Linked DNA regions of Homo sapiens: region 1 is linked to region 2. A link is an interaction called in ENCODE POLR2A ChIA-PET data of the cell type or tissue named here. Cell type or tissue: Caco-2. All regions are shown on one strand. Region 1 has its middle 10 kb from the start of SMIM42. Region 2 overlaps ETV3 (ETS variant transcription factor 3).

What was found. ChIA-PET counts read pairs that join two places held together with the same protein. Peaks named below come from ENCODE experiments on the same cell type or tissue, not always from the same donor. Only the 100,000 strongest peaks of a DNase experiment are listed, where the experiment ranks them.
Region 1: POLR2A ChIA-PET joins it to region 2 with 11 read pairs; 1 of 35 experiments calls an interaction of 5 or more read pairs at or near these places.

Annotation. Positions count from the first base shown.
Region 1 is chr1:158,117,015-158,119,514 of GRCh38, forward strand. No RefSeq gene overlaps it. Among named protein-coding and RNA genes, the nearest start is that of SMIM42, 10 kb to the right of the region's middle. In Caco-2, no CTCF peak of the experiment used is centred here; a DNase peak (open chromatin) is centred at 982.
Region 2 is chr1:157,133,643-157,136,142 of GRCh38, forward strand. It overlaps ETV3 (ETS variant transcription factor 3), which reads right to left. Exons shown (of 5, transcript NM_001145312.3): 3 at 1,829-2,066; 4 at 470-585. Among named protein-coding and RNA genes, the nearest start is that of ETV3, 3.5 kb to the right of the region's middle. In Caco-2, no CTCF peak of the experiment used is centred here; DNase peaks (open chromatin) are centred at 1,059 and 2,163.

The DNA.
Region 1 (2,500 bases), 980 kb after region 2:
ACAGACTAAATTATGTCATGCCCAGTGCCAGGCATTCCGTTGGTGCTTAACAGATGCTCCATGAATAAATGAGTAAATGAAGTAGTATGCCTTGCACCCAGGAAGAGCCCTCCCTCCAAGGAAGATGGTATTTTTTCCACTTAATTGATGAGGAAGCTGAGGCTGTCCTTCAGCTTTGGGAGGATTTAAAACTAAAACCTTAGCATCCCTGGGCTCCTGGAACAGTCTGTTTTTCTAAAAAAAAAAAAAAAAAAAAAGCTGAATATGCTTATAGGCTTGATTTATTTTTATTAGCTTCTATGTTGGTCAACATAAAATAATTATAAATTAAAAATTACTGTGAAGGCCTGGCACAGTGGCTCACGCCTGTAATCCCAGCACTTTGGGAGGCCGAAGCGGGCGGATCACCTGAGGTCAGGAGTTGGAGACCAGCTTGGCCAACATGGTGAAACCTCATCTCTACTAAAAATACAAAAATTAGCCAGGCGTGGTGCCACGCGACTGTAATCCTAACTACTCTGGAGGCTGAGGCAGGAGAATCACTTGAGTCCAGGAGGCAGAGGTTGCAGTGAGCCAAGATCCACCACTGCACTCCAGCCTGGGTGACAGAGTGAGACTCTGTCTCAAAAAAAAAAAAAAAAAAAAGAAAGAAAAAAAATTACAGTGAAAATTACTACCATTTAAATTTCTGTTTTAAAAGGTAGATTTGGAGGCTGTATATACCATCTTTCAGGTTTTCGCCCAGGAACATTTTTAAAAAATCTTACAAGGCAACAATAACAAAAATGGGGAGGATCAGGGAGAAGAGAGTAGGAGTGGAAAGAGTCTGGGCAGGAATCTAGGGCATGAGAGAAACCCGGTGAGAAACTAGAATTCTGTCAGCTCCTAGATCAGAACCAGGAGCGGGGTTGGTCTCCTCCACCCTCTGCACTGCTTCTCCCCCAGGGGGAGCTGCAGAGAATCCCGTGCCGGGGCAGCGCAGCCCTGAGTGGTCTGTTTCTGGTTCTGGCTTCCCACAAAGCAAACAATTTTGAACCAGGCACCAGCGCCCCCTGCATCTGTCATCCTTTAAGGGAGCCACTACTCAGTCCTGAGAAGTGTTTGTGCCTCAGTTAGAGCTCGCCCCAGTTCTTCCCGGCTCCTTAGTCTGCCCCAGCTTGCTGCCAGCTTGGCCCAGCCCCTCCCCTCTCGCAGTTCAGCACCCGCTGCCTTCCATATCCCCCACCCCCAGCCCCAACACACGCAGTCTGGAGGTTGCCATACTAGGAGAAGGGTAAGGCAGGGCACAATTTGTCTTCGTGTAATTATCTGTCAGGTACAGCTTGTGAAACCTCAGCCACCTCCCTGCAACCATGCAGGAAAATAAATTACACACGAGCACGCAGAGACACGGCGGCACCATCTTCCCCTGGGCCCCCAGCGAGCTTGGGGGAAAAAATTCTGCTCAGCCGAGCCCAGGGTGCTGATACCTGCACTGGAGTCGGCCACCCATCTTCCCCTCTTCGAGACCCTGCCGCTGAAGCTTTCATCTTTCAGCGTGTTCCTTGCTGTGGAGGAGGGGAAGTCCATCTGGCTTCTAAGAAGTCATGAATGCCCAGAGAGAAAGAAAACAAACCCTTGGCTATTTCTGATTAGAGTTGTTGGAGGTGGGAGAGAGGCCTTAGGATTGCCTATAATTTCTAAAATGGACTGTAATGCAGCTACACATGCAATATACTGAGTCCCTGCTCTGTGATAGTGATAGTGATGACAGCCACTTTTTAGGAGCCAGCCTGTGGGTCCCAGGCACCACGCTGAGCGCTTTACACATGCTTTCTTGTTGGACCCACACAATAAAACCCTGTGGAATGGATGTTTATCCTCATTGTGGTGATGAGGACTTGGAGGCTCAGAGACGTCGACTGACTTGCTCCCAGTCACACAGCTGGTTGTACCTAACTCGCAGTCCAATTTTTCACCATTAGCAGATGGGGCTCTATGGGGGAGTGGTGGGGGGTGGAGGTGGTGGTGAATGGGAGGCGGGGCCCTTGACTGCAGAGTGGGAGGGGGTGGGCTGGGGTAGCTGTTGCTCACTTCCTTGTGAGCTTCAGTTTCTTCTCTTGAGATCTTTTTGGATCTTTGTGAGAATTAAACGAAATAACAACTCTTGGTACTTATTGGAGCTCAATAAATTAGGTGACTCATCCTTCAGACCTCCGTTGCCCCACTGCACAGAGAGGAGCTTGGTGCTGGGAGCTTGGTTGGTCCCTGAGGACTCAGAGGAGCATTTTGGGTTAGGGGGTCCTGACTTTTTCTGTGTCCAGGCCCCCTTTGGCAGTCTGGTGAAGCCTGTGGACTCCTTACAGTGTTTCCAAATACAGAAGCTGAAATATATAGGATTACAAAGGAAGCCAATCTTACTGAAATACGTTATTGAAAGCATCAAAAAACAAATTTGTGACATAGTAATCTACTGCCTTCTTTAATAATGCATTCAATAACCAGATCTAGTGGCAGACCT
Region 2 (2,500 bases):
GAACCTCCCCCTTCTCTGATCAAGGATGCTGTGGTTTTGATGATATTCACTTGATAAGGGAGAGCTTGGTAGTTTCACAGAAAATCGGAAGTGTTTGTAGAAACAGGTTCCCATCTATGAAAGAACCACTGGGCTGGGTGTTAAAACTGAGTCCTGAACGTAAAGATCATCACAAACCTATGAAACATCATTCCCAAACAAGATAGCGTAATAGTATCTAGGAGATTACAAACAATATGCAGAAAAGGGAACCAACCAAATAAACCAAAGAAATCTATCTTGATACTGAATAGCCTATAACTCTCCTTATAAGTGAGATGACTTGAGTAAGAACATTGAGGCAATCCAAAGGATCACATTATTTTAGTGTTTCTAAAATCTTCCTAAACATGCCATGTCTTAGATTTGGATTTTTAAAAATTCTTTTCAATTCAAAATTAATTCCCTACCAAAAGAGTTTGTATCTTACCACTTGACCGAATGTTGATGAATGGGTAGTTGGGCATCACCAGCTTGTTGAAGTTAAATTTATAGGTAAATCTTTTCCCTTTTGTTTTATGAAGGATCCTCTTGTTGTAATAGTATCTGTAAAAACAGGAATACATGTCCATTCGTCTTGTAGCTACTGACAGCTTTCAATACACTTAGGTAGCCACTGAGACCAACAATTCTTGCTCTGAGTATTACTTACAAAAATCACTACCAATCTTTCGCAGCCTGGCCCTCCAGGTAGATCTAGGAGACCTAACAGCTTAATTTTCTTACTCAATTTTCAACTCAGCTCGTTTTTGCCTAGAGGTTTACAAAGACAACTTCACTTTAAGATTCTGAACACTTATCCTAGCCCCAAACATTTTCTTCTCCATCTCTCTACAATTTCGATTCTACAGTCCATTTCCGTCCGGTTGCACTGCATGTCACTAACTGCTTAGTTTTTCTTTTTGGTCTTGCCCAGGTGGGGGCAGACAAATCACTAGGGAGACCTGATGTGGTTAGTCTGGAGGCCTAAGCTCAAAAGACAGACAAAGGAATGTACAACTGTTTTATGGTGGCAGGTCAAACAATGGCATGCCCTGATCTGGAAAACAGCAGCTAGTGTGGCCCGCCTCACCTTCAAAGACTCAAAGGGATGTGAAAGAATACAGCAAAGCCACTGTACAGAGTTTACATTTCAGGTCAGGAGAACTTCAATTATCTGGAACCTTTAGTCTTACATCTATGCAGTAGCAGAGGTCATAAACTGCCTTCTAGCCCCTTGAGGGCTAAAGGACTATGAAATGTAAGACCGACAAGGGGAAAAAAGAACCTGAGAAAACTTATAGTGATCAATCTTTAGACATATTGCAGCAGGCTATGGACAACCTGAGCTCACAGACACAGTTCCGGAATAGATAGGTCAGTATCACTGAATCTTCCTCCCGTGACTTGCTTCATCCTTTTCTAAGTTTCTTTCAGGGAAGCCCAAAGAAAGAAATTCTAACAGATTCTAATAGAGAAGTCTAAACTAATCCTTTGGATTATAAATGAACTCCAATCCATGTTTCACCATATACTCTCGCCCACTACAGAGCAGAATCAGCTGTCTGTCAGGATCCAGTGCCAGCCACATTGGAATCCCCTCCTACGTATAACCAAAGATATGCCTTTTCTCCTCCTGTGCCTATGCTACTCACATTCAACAGCTCTTCTACTCCCACTTTAAAGTGACACATTATTCACTAAGATAGTGTAGTCTTTTATTACCTGATACCCTTTTTATCTAGCATTCACCAAACAGCTTAGTCTCCTTCCAATCTGTTAACACAGATTTGGGAATCCTTTTCCTTACCTGAGGGCCCGGCTCAGCTTGTCATAATTCATCTGTGGTTTGCATTTCCTGCGGCCCCAGAGGCGGGCCACCTCATCTGGATCCTTGATGACAAATTCCCCGTACTCTCCCTGCTGCCAGGCGATGACATGGCGGAACTCTTCCTTCTGCAGCAGCTCCAGGATGAAGTGCCACAGCTGGATCTGCCGGGAGCCTGGGGATGACTCTGTTTTGTAGGCCCAGTCAGGAAACTGATACCCTTTCATGTGAGAAGGTCAAGATTAAGCTAGTTAAGAGGTAGGTACATACATACCAGCAACCCCAACTGCACATTCCACTGCTCAGAATCTAGAGTGCTTTGCAAACATGCTGTAAGTACTCTCAGTCAGCTGGGCCTAACCACAATGGGGAGAGGAAAGCACAGAGAAGTCACCTATCCTTGTGGCAATCATTAAATCTGATAAGAGTTGGGCAGCAGCAACCAGATGTCCTAAGCTGACCTTTTCATACATTACTAAATACACCTACTTTCTGTGAGGACATAAAAGTGCTAAAGGGAACAAACAGGAAAGATAAACTAATGTTTCAGGAAAATACAGCTGAAAACTCCTTTTCCCTAAGGTTGGAACTGTGTCTCTGACAGCAAAGAGACTCTAAAGCTTAGGATATGGGTGTGGTGACCAGACATGTTAA